4 separate regions of the Homo sapiens genome follow, and all the other regions are linked to region 1. Evidence: chromatin contacts called from ENCODE Hi-C or POLR2A ChIA-PET data. All regions are on one chromosome and are shown on one strand. The core of a region is the stretch at or near the end of the contact, and the rest is flanking DNA. Distances in the headings are between cores, read along the strand shown. Region 1 holds the start of ZNF354A (zinc finger protein 354A). Region 2 holds the start of CNOT6 (CCR4-NOT transcription complex subunit 6). Region 3 holds the start of SQSTM1 (sequestosome 1). Region 4 holds the start of MAML1 (mastermind like transcriptional coactivator 1).

Region 1 (3,002 bases), core at 330-2,829:
AGAAAAAGGGAGCCAGGAAGAACCCCTTCTGCTTTCCAGCCCTGGAATCCGCAGCTCTAAAACCCCGACTCCCGCTGAGAAGGACCCCGCGCGCCCTCACAGGGATTCGGGAGGAGCCAGGAGCCCGCGGACCAGAGCAGCGCTGGGCCGCCCGGCCAGGCCCAGGCCCCACAGGCTTGGGGCTTACGGAGGGGACGCTGGAGCCGCAGTGGCAGCAGCGACCCGCTGAGCCCACCAGGGCCAGGGCTCGCCCCACGCCGCTGAGTTCCTCGGCGCCAGCTGGCACTGCCAGCACCCACTGCACCGCTCAGGAAACTGAGGCAGCGCCGGGGCACCTGCCCCGTTCACGCCGCTGCGAGGCGGGCCGGGACTCCCACCACGACGGCCCCGGGACGACTTCCCTCCGCCTCAAGCCTTTCCCAGCCGGTTCCTCTCTCTCCCGCCAACGAATCATCTCCCGACTCCACGGAAAACGGCTTTTTTTTTTTTGAGGCGGAGTCTCGCTCTGTTGGCCAGACTGGAGTGCAGTAGCGCAGTGGCAGGATCTCGGCTCACTGCAAGCTCTGCCTCCCGGGTTCAAGCCATTCTCCTGCCTCAGCCTCCCGAGTAGCTGGGACTACAGGCGCCCGGCTCATTTTTGTATTTTTAGTAGAGACGAGGTTTCACCGTGTTGCCCAGGCTGGTCTCGAACTCCTGATCTCAGGTGATCTGCCCGCCTTGGCATCCCAAAAATCTAGGATTACAGGCGTGAGCCACCACGCCCGACCCCATGTATCCCATTTCTAACACGATGTTTCTTTTTTGAGACGGAGTCTCGCTCTGTCGCTCAGGCTGGAGTGCAGGGCTTGATCTCGGCTCACTGCAAGCTCCGCCTCCTGGGTTCACGCCATTCTCCTGCCTCGGCCTCACAAGTAGCTGGGACTACAGGCGCCCGCCACTACGCCCGGCTAATTTTTTTTGTATTTTTAGTAGAGACGGGGTTTCACCGTGTTAGTCAGGATGGTCTCGATCTCCTGACCTCGTGATCCACCCGCTTCGGCCTCCCAAAGTGCTGGGATTACAGGCGTGAGCCACCGCGCCCGGCCAAACACCAGCTCTGAAGAGGAAAGCGCTGGGTGTCCCGAGGCGGGAGGGGTGGCCGTCCTGGGGACGGACTCGGAAACCGGGGCCCGGCTGCGTCCGCCCTGCCCTCGGGGTCCCGGTGCCCCGAGTCCGCGAGGCCCACATGGAGTGGGCAGGACGGGCCCGGGAGGAAACGCCAGGCCCGGCGTCCACGGCGAGCCGGACGCGGGTGCACCAGCAACGGCGAGGGAGCGCCCCGCGGGGGGGCGAGAGTCCAGATCCCGGCGCGGGGGCCGGTGACAGACGCGGGGGTGCCCGCCAGCGCCCACAAAGGCTTTCGGAGCCTCGGCAGCCGCAGGCAGTCCCCGTGCCGGGCGCCGCCTCCTACCGGCTTGGCCTGCCGCCGACGCTCACCTCCCTAAGCTCGAGCGTCCCGGGCCGCGCCTCCCCAGCCGCGAGGCTCCGGAACCGCCGGCCGGGATGCAGCCTCGCGACCCGGCTCCGCCCCGACGGCGTCTGGGCGACCTCAGGCCCGGCGCCGCTCACCCCGCGGCGCGCCGGGGACCAGGAGGGGCGGGGCAGCCGCTGAGGCCGCTGGGAAATGGAGTCCACGAGAGGACACCTGCATTCGGGGAAGTGTAGTTCCATGCGTTTGAGGCGGGGTCCCGGCTGAGCTGTTACGCGCCCACATGCCACAAGAGGGCCCCTGTGAGCTGGAGGGCCCCAGGTTCCTGGTTATAGGGAAGATAAGGGGAGGTTCGCTGAGGGCAGTAACTTGCAACTCTGTGTCTGTGGGAATTTCGGGAGGGAGGGCGTGGGCGGCAGGAAAACGGCCCAGAACAGACCTAGTGCCCCTCAGTTATTCACCAGAGGGGCACTGAGCACCTGCTGTGTGCCAAGCACGGTTGCAAGTGGTTTCACATGTATCAATCAATGAAAGAAACGTCACTGCCCTGGAGAACATTTTTTTGGGGGGTAGGGAGCAGACAATAAGCCATACACATAATTATATAACATTTTCGGGGATAAATGTGAGGAGAAACAGGGTATGTGGAGGGGTTTCGTCGCTGAGGTGAGAATGGACGAGGACTCCCAGGAAGTGCCTGAAGCAAAGGGGAGGGAGGTGCCAGCTACTGTGAAGCCAACGGATGTATGTATGTATATGTGTGTGTGTGTGTGTGTATATATATATATATTTTTTTTAAACTAAATCTTCTCAGTTACAAAAAGAACACCGGCTCCATTTAGAAAGTTTGGCGCTTCCCTACTTAAGAATATGCCTTGAACATTTGAATTTGTCAATAAATATTCTCCCTCAGTGGCATTTTTGATAGCTTCATTGCATTCCATTGCATTTATTTTTTTAAAAAAAACGTTTAATTGGCTGGGGGCGGTGGCTCATGTCTGTAATCCCAGCACTTTGGGAGGCCGAGGCGGGTTGATCACGACGTTAGTTCAAGACCAGCCTGGCCGAGATGGTGAAACCCCGTCTCTACTAAAAATACAAAAATTAGCTGGGCGTGGTAGCGGGCGCCTGTAGTCCCAGCAACTCAGGAGGCTGAGGCAGAGAATTGCTTGAACCGGGAGACGGAAGTTACAGTAAGCCAAGATTGCGCCACTGCACTCCAGCCTGGGCGACAGAGCGAGACTCCATCTCAAAAAAAAAAAAAAAAAGTAGTTGCCTCTGAGGAGGGTACTGGGAGCTGGAATAATACTTGCACTTGCTATTTAACACCTTGATATACTTTTCAACATTTTGCTTTACCATATGCATGTATGACATGAATGCTTTTAAGAGAGAAAACAATTTCCAGGCTTGCAAAATTGGCTGTATCATTAGCAATACTTCCAGCACCAACATACAGAAACCTTTGCTAACAGTGGCTTGCATCATGACATTTATTATTTGTTTAAAAAGCGATCTAGAGGTAGGCAGAAGG
Region 2 (3,002 bases), core at 303-2,802, 1.8 Mb after region 1:
TTCCAGGAAGCAGTTAGCAGCCTATCCTAGTTTGCCACATAGGTGGGCAGGCAGCTTTCCTTTTCCTTCACGCCTTCAACATATAGCTCAAATTTTTTTTTTTTTTTTGAGACAGGGTTTCGCTCTTGCTGCCCAGGCCTGAGTGCAATGGTGCGATCTCCGCTTACTACAACCTCCGCCTCCCAGGTTCAAATGATTCTCCTGCCTGCCTCAGCCTCCCGAGTAGCTGGGATTACAGGTGCAAGCCACCAGACCTGGCTAATTTTTTGTACTTTTAGTAGGGACGAAGTTTCGCCATGTTGGTCAGGCTGTTTTCCAACTCCGGACCTCAGGTGATCTGCCCCCCTCGGCCTCCCAAAGTGCTGGGATTACAGGCGTGAGCCACCGCGCCCGACCAATATACCTCCAATATTAAGTCTGTTGGGTGTTATTCTTGCCCCTAGACTGTGAGCTTACTCAGGGCTGGGTGGGGTCTGATTCATCTCTGTGCCCTGACCATCAGTCAACTAATATTTCTTGATGTAAGCATCATGAATCAGCCCAGTCATTTCTCTGCTGACCTTCAAACACCAGAGTTTGCCCTGAACACCTTTTGATCTTGGAGCACAGCAGCTGCTGTCCGTTACCCAGGCTAGGACCCCAGCACCAAAACTGTCCATTAATGTAATGGAATGAATTACCATTAATAGGCTGAAGTGGTATGTTAACTTACTCTTCTTTGTATAATTGAGGAAGGAATAATATTCGACTGTTCACGATTGAATGTCTTGTCTTTAGGCAGATCAAGATACTGGCTCCGGTCAAATACTGTGTTTCGACGTGATTGACAGGCGAAGGCTTAAGGAAAAGGAAGAGGAGAAAAAAAGGGGAGGACGATCAAGGAAAAGAGGAGATAAAAGTGGACAACCCAGCCGGGCGCGGTGGCTCACGCCTGCCATCCCAGCACTTTGGGAGGCGGAGGTGGGCGGATCACGAGGTCAGGAGATGGAGACCATCCTGGCTAACACGGTGAAACCCCGTCTCTACTAAAAATACAAAAAATGAGCCGGGCGCGGTGGCGGGCGCCTGTAGTCCCAGCTACTCGGGAGGCTGAGGCAGGAGAATGGTGTGAACCCGGGAGGCGGAGCTTGCAGTGAGCCAAGATCGCCCCACTGCACTCTGGCCTGGGTGAAAGAGCAAGACACCGTCTCAAAAAACAAAAAAAAAGTGGACAACCTGGGGCGGAAAAAGAAGTAGATGAAAAATGGAGGAGCGCTAAGGAGAGGAGAAAACAGAAGTGCCAAGGCAGGAAAGGAGCGAGGAGAGCGGGAACAGAAGGAGACGAAGGATGGACGGAGAGGAAGGGATGGAGGGCGGCAGGCAGGGAGGCAGGGCCCGCAGCGCGCCGGGCCGGTCCACCGCTCTCCAGCGCGGGGGTAAGGGGGCGGGGCCTGGGCAGCTGCGTGCCGGGAGCGACCCCCGCACCGAAGGGCGGATGGTTGTGCCCGGCGACGGCGCCCAATGAGCGGCCAGGATGTTGGAGCGCCGGCGGCGGTCCGGGCGCTCGCTGGCTGAGGGACGGCGGCCGCCGCCATGATGCTTGTTTGCTTTCAATGAAAACGAGGGGGGCGCGGAGGAGGAGGCGGCGGCGTCGGTGGCGGCGGCGACGGCGGCGCGGAGGCGAAGGCAGCGGCGGGCGCAGCGAGGAGGGCGAGGCCGGGGGCCGAGAGGGCGGGAGGGCGTAGTGGCGGCCCGTCGGGGCGGCTGAGGCGGGCAGCCGAAGCAGTGGCTCTCGGAGGGGGAACAAAGAGCAGCGACTAAGGCGGCAGAGGAGCGGCGGCGGTGGCGGCGCTGCAGCAGCGGGCGGGACTGGTATGGTGGTTCCACAGGGCAGACCCCGCTGCACTCACAGGGAGGAGGAGGCGGCAGCGGCGGAGGAAGGCGGCGCACCCCGAGAGGTGAGCGAGGCAGGCCGGAGGCCCGGTCGGGGCGCCGCTCCTCTCTCCGGCCGCGCACGGACCGCCCCCCGTCGGCCGGGCTCGGTCGCGGGCAACTTTCGTTTCGTGGGCGGCGGTCCCGCTGCTCCGCAAGCTGGCGGCTGTTGGGGGCCCCTTCGACGCGCCGCGATCGCGCCCCGCCCCGGGCCGCGCCCCCGGGCCGAGTCCCTGGGAGGGGGGCGTTGATTGACGGCGGCGGCGGCGGCGCGCAGAGGGGAGAGGGTCGGCGCTGGGCTCCCGGATCCCGGCCGGTCCCGGCTGCCGTCGTCGGAGGAGGCGAGTCCGTGTCCCGGGACTCGTGGCCAAGATGGGTGGCAACTTTTGAGAAGCGCCTCTGTGGGTGGCGCGCTGTGTGGAGTGTGGAGCTTCGCGCTCCGTGGCCACAATTACTGTCAAGCGGGAAACCAACTGCTTACCCCCTCCCCTAAAATGTTTTTAAAATTCAGTTTAACGCAGATTTTGAGGGAGAGGACGGGGTGGATTACAGGTTAAAGAAGCACTTGGCATGCAATGAGGATGCTTATTTTATAGTATTGCGAAGGATTCGGAGATTGTACTGGTTTCTACAAGCAGTTTTCTCTGGTAACCCAAATTGCATCCCTCCTTTTTGTTTTTCAGCACTAATCGCTATTTTCTTTGGAAACTTCCTTTGATTCTTTACCTCCTTCACCTTCCCCGAAGAGCCTGCTAACCAACACCTGTGGCCTTCTGTTTTTAACTGTTGTTGCCATTGACAGCGTTGTGAATGGTCATCTCGCTCGAGCTCTTTGGATTTGTTGTTACTGTGTAAGCTGATGTGTTTTAGATAATCTGCTTCAATTTGAGTTCCCATACTTACCTGTTTTCCAGGTGGATTGTCTCATTGTTAGTGCTGAATCTTCTTGCCTACTTGTATCTGGGAATTTAACTTTGAAGAGGAAGAGAGTGAATATGAATAACTGAAAAATAAAATGGTGTGTAGTAGCACTTTGTATTTTTTACAATATACTAGAATTTACTACTCTAGAACAGATTAGTAGGCTGTAG
Region 3 (3,002 bases), core at 291-2,790, 1.1 Mb after region 1:
GGAAACTTCCCGCGATCCCAAACGGGCCAAATGGCGAGAAAGCAAAGGAGCTCCTTCTTGGGGGTGAGTGGGGCGCCTTGAGCGCTTCCTCAAAGCTATGTTCCCAGAGCCACAGGCCTTCCTTGTGTCCCTCACCCTGCTCAGACCGGGCCATAGCCGGGGGCTGGGGCAGGAAAGCCGGCCCTCGGCGGGGGCCACGTGGCTCTCAGGCGCCTGGGCTGCTGAGTCACGCTTGGCCAGCACCTGTCTGTAGGCCACAGCCTCTGCCAGCACGCCCCTCTGTGTCCCCTGCCCCTGTCTGCAAGGCAGTGGCTCCAGCAGGCCCTGGGGCATTTTCCACTCTCCACCGCCGGATGCAGGGAGAGGCCTGAACCCTCTCCACAGGGCTGCTCTGGGCAGGGTGGAAGCCTTGCCCACTTCGGAGCCCTCCGGGAAGGATCATTCACACCTGTGGACCAGCCCCTGCTGTGCGCACACCCACACATCACCTTCGCACCTGACTGGCCCCATCCAGCCACTCTTGCCTCCCTCTGGGTTTCCTCCCCTGGGAGGTTTCTCCAGCTCCTGCAAGCCCTGGGCTGAAATGGCATGAGTTGGACCCAGCAGGTTCTGACCTCCTACTCACAGGACCTTGCCTGGGAGGCTCCAGAGGGTGACCACTCGTCCTGCCCCTCTCCTTGCCCCAGTTCTGGCGGACAGGTTACTCTGGTGGCATAAAGCAGTGTTTCTTCCTTCCTAGCTGAGGAGGCTGTTGGCTGACCCCCTTGGCTGCCCACAAGGCCAACGGGCCTGAGCCCCCACAGGGCCATGGGCATTACCTGCTGAATTGAGGAGCCCATAAGGAGTCACTTGGACCACAGTGAACACTTGGCGACCACTGACACTCAGGAGACCTTAGCTGGTCCTCCAGCACCTCTCAACTCCACTCCTACTAAACTGGGAACTTCTCTGGTGCTCAGGCCAGAGTCGGGGTCCGTCACCGAGTATGCTATGCGCTGCCCATCACCGAGGATGCCATGCGCTGTAAGAGGGCTGCCACCGCGGCAGGCTGACCATGGCAGGGTCGGAACAGCAACCTGAGAGCCAGCTTGTTCTGGCCAGCAGTGCCCACTGGGCGACCTAGCAGCCTCCTGATATGGGGGCTGTGTCCCCCTCTCCCTGCACTGGGTACCCCCAACTGAGGATATTGCTGAGTCATGGCCAGGCCCAAGCCTGGGAGGGGCGAGGGGCTGGACCCCCGCCAGTACCCTGATCCCAGGTGCAGAGGCTGGAGCCCAGGCCTGTATGAGTGCCAGGGCCGGTTTCCTGGGGTCCTTGGTGCACCGGGGCAATGAAGAGAGGGGTCAGCAATGAGGGGGCCGGGAGACCTGGAGCGAGGGGTAGCGGGGAAGGGGAGAGTAGTGAAGGGGCCTCTGCAGGGCGGCTCTCGCGCCGCGACGACGGTGGCGGGGGCGGGGAGGGCGCGAGAGACTCCGCCCCTCTCGAGGCGGGGCGGGGCCTCCGCGTTCGCTACAAAAGCCGCGCGGCGGCTGCGACCGGGACGGCCCGTTTTCCGCCAGCTCGCCGCTCGCTATGGCGTCGCTCACCGTGAAGGCCTACCTTCTGGGCAAGGAGGACGCGGCGCGCGAGATTCGCCGCTTCAGCTTCTGCTGCAGCCCCGAGCCTGAGGCGGAAGCCGAGGCTGCGGCGGGTCCGGGACCCTGCGAGCGGCTGCTGAGCCGGGTGGCCGCCCTGTTCCCCGCGCTGCGGCCTGGCGGCTTCCAGGCGCACTACCGCGGTGAGCGGGCCGGGGAGCGGCGGGGGCGGTGACGCAGGCCGGACACGGCCTCCTGCCGCGGGGTGGCTGCCCCCTCCCTTCTCGGCGACGCCTGGCGGGCCGTGAGGGGGTCTGCGCTGGCTGCTCCCTGGATGGCGGTGGCCTGCATGGGTCCCCAGTTCGGCCATGGGAGCCGGCCTGGTGACTGGAGTGGTGACCAAGGCCGGGACCCGCTGCTCAGCGTCGGCCCCCTGGGGCGGTGGAGCCCTGCCGGCCGGGGGCTCGAGCCTGGGGGCGTCAGACGCCCCGCTCCACCCCCCGCGCTGTTGGGGATTTTGGCAAGGACGCGCCGGGGCGAACGCTCTGGCTCTCCGCGGGCACTGGGTGGTCAGGCGGGCACTCGGGTTACACTGACACCTTGCTGCGCCAGGTGGTGGGTTCAGATAATGCCCTGGAGGAGCCGGGCGAGCGCCGGCGAGGGGAGGGAGTGACGCGGGTAAACAAGCGCGGGGGTGCGGGGGACTCGCGAGCGCCGCGACAGCGCCTGGGAGAAGGGCACGGATCGCCGGCGGAACGCTCCGAGCCAGGTCGAGTACAGATGTTTTCCCATTGGCAAGTGGACGAGAACGTTCTTCAGAAGTGTTGGTGTTGGCACAGAAGCCCTGTTTCCTGCTGCGCTGGTGTGACCAGTGGCTGCTGGGGGTGGGGTTAGGGAGGTGGTTGTGGCCAGGAGGGCGGGAGGTGGCCAAGGCCGGCCCCTGGGAGGGTGCAGTGCTAGGACCTCCCTCTGGAGCGCTGCCAGCATACCAGGCCCTCTCCTATTCTTAAAAAAAAAAAAATTGTGATGTTATTGAGCTGTAACTGAAATAAGGGTTCACCCATTTAGTGTACAAGTCAGTGGTTTTCACTATTTTCATAGGTTTGTGGACCATATTCAGTGTGAGAGCTTTTCATCACCTTATAAACGCCATACATACCTTTTATCACCCTCTTATCCACATGCCCCCAGCAACCTCCTTTCTGTATCTATTCATCTTGCAATCCTGGACATTTCATGTAAATAGAATCAGACAATGTAGTCTTGCAAGTGGTTTCTTTCACTTAGTGTAATGTGTTCAGTGTTGTGGCACATATCAGAACTAGTTTTTTTTGGAGGAATAATATTCTGTTGTGTGGACAGGCCATGTTTTGTTTACCTGTTCATTAGTTGACAGACATTTGGGTTGTTTGCATCTTTGGGTGCCTC
Region 4 (3,002 bases), core at 329-2,828, 1.0 Mb after region 1:
TTGAACTTTGAAATTTTTATTAGAAAATTATTTGTTCAGAATCAGACTCCATTATTTTACATATACTTAAATACTTTAGGGGTATTTTTGAAAGTTAGCCCAGTTTTTTATGTGCTATTAAATTTTTAGATTACATACTAAAGAAAAGTATGTACACAGAATGTAGTGCTCCTAGTTACTATTTTTTCTATTAAGAAATAGTTTAGTTCTGGTGTAAAATTTGTTTGAATGCTAAAAAAAAAAAAGCAGGACTGCATTATGGCACTTTTGCCTTGGTGGCCCACTTTCTCCATTTAAAACATTAGGATTTGTATTTTTCTGCTGCGTTTGTATGAAGACATATTTGATTGTTGTTTTCTCTTGATTTTAAAATAAAACCTCATGAGCCCTAGTAAAAAGCTAGAGTAACGAATGTTTGAACTACTGATGGTGTATCTCAATGTGCAGCCTCCTGCCACCTCCTGCTTAACCTTTTAGCAATTAGAGTGCCCATATCTAGAGTTCCTGATATCCTTTGGCATCACACTATCTAGTTTTAGTACTAACACTGTTTGATTGCTCCAGTCCCTCTACTCCCCTTTGCCTATTAGTTTTAATAATGGGGCATAATTTGTCTTGGTTTGGTTTTGTTGAGTAACTCAGTTTTACCTAAAGGACTGTTTTTGGTCCGGCGCGGCGGCTCACGCCTGTAATCGCGGTACTTTGGCAGGCCGAGGTGGGCGGATCACCTGAGGTCAGGAGTGGGAGACCAGCCTGACCGACATGGAGACACCCCGTCTCTACTAAAAATACAAAATTAGCCGCGCGTGGTGGCGCATGCCTGTAATCCCAGCTACTGGAGAGGCTGAGGCAGGAGAATCGCTTGAGCCTGGAAGGCGGTGGTTGTGGTGAAACGTCGTCCTTTGCATTTCCAGTTCCCTCTAATGGAGCTGCACTCTTGCATGCTTTTGCTCACATCTTCTGGACTTTTTTTTTAAGTAGTGAGTAATACTGCACTTTTGAAACTTGCTCGGGCTTTTACAAATAGGTGGAAACTACCAGTGATTCGGAATGTTGCAAGAGGAAACTACCAGCTCACTAGACGATTCTGACCAATTATGGGGCTGGATACAAGGAATAAGGTCAAAGTAAAACGGCTGACATTAAAATAGCGTGGCTACTTAGAGTTTATCAAAGTCGAAATTTAAAAAATAATTTAAAAAAAAGGTCTCTGTACTGCCAGGCGGGCGACAGGGACTGGCCAGCTGCGCCGCACTCGCCTGCCAGATTCCCCTTTTCTCGGGGTAGCCGGAAGGGCCTGCCTTCAGCGGGTGCTGTGCAGGAAACCAATAGCCGCCTCTTGGACGGGCTCCTGTCAGTCACGCTTAGCTCCGCCCCCAGGATTAAGGCCCGCCCAGGGGCTTCCCTCCGCCCTTCGCTTGAGAATTCCTTTTAAATACCGCTCTGGCGCCCGAGCGCGCCTCTTGCGTGCTCGTCCCCACGCCCTCGGGCGGCCGGTTCTTCCTTCTCTGATTGGCCAGGGCCCCTGCTCATCAGTCGTGATGCACAAGGTCTCTTACCGAGGCCCCGCCTTCTTCCGAGAGGCCCGAAAACAATTTTAAGATGGCGGCCGCGGCGGTAGCGCGGAAAACAATGGGGCCGGGGCGGTGGGGAGAGGCCGAGGCTTGAGGTAGGCAGCAAGCGCCGGCTGGGGGTCGGGCCGAGCGGGGCAGGAGGAAAACCCGCCGCCGCGCGCGAGCCCGCTCCGCTGCCCTCGGGGGCATGGCGCGGCCGTGAGGCGGAGAGGGGTAGCCGCGGGGAGCGAAGCCCGCAGTGCCAGCCGGCCCCGAGAGGCCCGGCCCCGGGCCCGGCCCGTGCAGCCCGCGGCCCATGGTGCTGCCCACCTGCCCCATGGCGGAGTTCGCGCTGCCGCGGCACAGCGCGGTCATGGAGCGCCTTCGCCGGCGCATCGAGCTGTGCCGGCGCCACCACAGCACCTGCGAGGCCCGCTACGAGGCCGTGTCGCCCGAGCGCCTGGAGCTGGAGCGCCAACACACCTTCGCCCTGCACCAGCGCTGCATCCAGGCCAAGGCCAAGCGCGCCGGGAAGCACAGGCAGCCGCCCGCCGCCACGGCCCCGGCGCCCGCCGCCCCGGCCCCGCGCCTGGACGCCGCTGACGGCCCCGAGCACGGCCGCCCGGCCACGGTGAGTAGGGCGCGGGAAGGCGCTTGTCGTGGCGGCAGCCCCCTCTCCCGAAAACGCTTCCTCTGACGCGGATCGGGCCGCTGGGAGACTTCCCCAGGCGTCCGCGACTCCTGGATCTGGCTGGAGAGAGGGTAACATGGCAGGGAGCTGAGAGGTTGTCATCTTTGGGAAGTGGCACGGTGGCGTTACTTTGGGAAAACAGCGCCTTGAGGGCCTTGCAGGAGGCCCGACCTGGGAAGGCTGGCGAACGCTAACCGGAGGGTTTTTCTTCCAGACTTGATTCCGGGATGTTGAGATCTTTATTCGAAATAGACTAGCATTCGAGTCGCCTGTGATGGAGGGAGTTCCTGCACCGTAGGCCTGGCCTCATTTATTCTGCAAATGTTTATTGGGTCCTTGCCCTTTACAAGATCCTGTGCTGTGAGCAGGATCAGGGCTTTCATGTGGAAATAAGTCGGCCTTTGGTTGACCAACTGAAACTCCTCTGAATGGAAAATCAAGAAATTTTTGGAAAACTTAGTAAAATGTTCAATGAGTTGCATATAAGTATTCCTTGTTTAGGTAGCCTGAACTTTGTGAACTTGAGATTCCTGCAATATTGTTGACAATTCTAGTTTTAATTTATCAGGCCTGTTTAAAATCTCTGATGATGTTAGATTGTTGGTCAATTATTACTCCCTTTGGGCTCTCAGTAAATGTTCCTGAAATTTGTTGGTTAGAGGTTTTTCTTCCTGAAACAGATTTACAAAAGAGACAAGGTTTTTCAGTGGTTTTCTTGGGGATTTTAGTTTAAAACCAATGTTAAAATCTAATTTGTT

Evidence for each region. Hi-C counts contacts between places; a loop is a spot of excess contacts on that map. ChIA-PET counts read pairs that join two places held with the same protein, here RNA polymerase II (POLR2A). Pooled maps may share reads with other maps.
Region 2: a map with no recorded cell type shows a loop between it and region 1 (13-fold over the local background). The contact joins the promoter of CNOT6 here to the promoter of ZNF354A in region 1. A Hi-C loop is called at or near these places in 2 of 37 single-sample maps with no recorded cell type and 7 of 50 pooled maps. POLR2A ChIA-PET finds 5 or more read pairs at or near these places in 1 of 52 experiments (GM12878).
Region 3: a map with no recorded cell type shows a loop between it and region 1 (26-fold over the local background). The contact joins the promoter of SQSTM1 here to the promoter of ZNF354A in region 1. A Hi-C loop is called at or near these places in 1 of 37 single-sample maps with no recorded cell type and 6 of 50 pooled maps. POLR2A ChIA-PET finds 5 or more read pairs at or near these places in 1 of 52 experiments (activated naive CD4-positive, alpha-beta T cell).
Region 4: a loop to region 1 is called in a pooled map, with 23 times the contacts of the local background. The contact joins the promoter of MAML1 here to the promoter of ZNF354A in region 1. A Hi-C loop is called at or near these places in 3 of 37 single-sample maps with no recorded cell type and 12 of 50 pooled maps. POLR2A ChIA-PET finds 5 or more read pairs at or near these places in 1 of 52 experiments (WTC11).

The regions. Positions count from the first base shown.
Region 1 is chr5:178,729,080-178,732,081 of GRCh38, forward strand. It overlaps ZNF354A (zinc finger protein 354A), which reads right to left and starts at 1,580. Exons shown (of 5, transcript NM_005649.3): 1 at 1,477-1,580. RefSeq lists silencers at 1,120-1,349, 1,420-1,759.
Region 2 is chr5:180,492,827-180,495,828 of GRCh38, forward strand. CNOT6 (CCR4-NOT transcription complex subunit 6) reads left to right here and starts at 1,553. Exons shown (of 12, transcript NM_001370472.1): 1 at 1,553-1,937. RefSeq lists silencers at 1,293-1,492, 1,623-1,762, 1,933-2,032, 2,063-2,322.
Region 3 is chr5:179,819,365-179,822,366 of GRCh38, forward strand. SQSTM1 (sequestosome 1) reads left to right here and starts at 1,541. Exons shown (of 8, transcript NM_003900.5): 1 at 1,541-1,777. The coding sequence starts at 1,573. RefSeq lists enhancers at 1-522, 276-435, 1,043-1,752 and silencers at 1-45, 1,346-1,595, 1,706-1,965, 1,976-2,155.
Region 4 is chr5:179,731,244-179,734,245 of GRCh38, forward strand. MAML1 (mastermind like transcriptional coactivator 1) reads left to right here and starts at 1,579. Exons shown (of 5, transcript NM_014757.5): 1 at 1,579-2,184. The coding sequence starts at 1,870. It overlaps CANX (calnexin), which reads left to right. Exons shown (of 15, transcript NM_001746.4): 15 at 1-398. RefSeq lists enhancers at 1,122-1,221, 1,983-2,483 and silencers at 1,672-1,871, 2,112-2,171.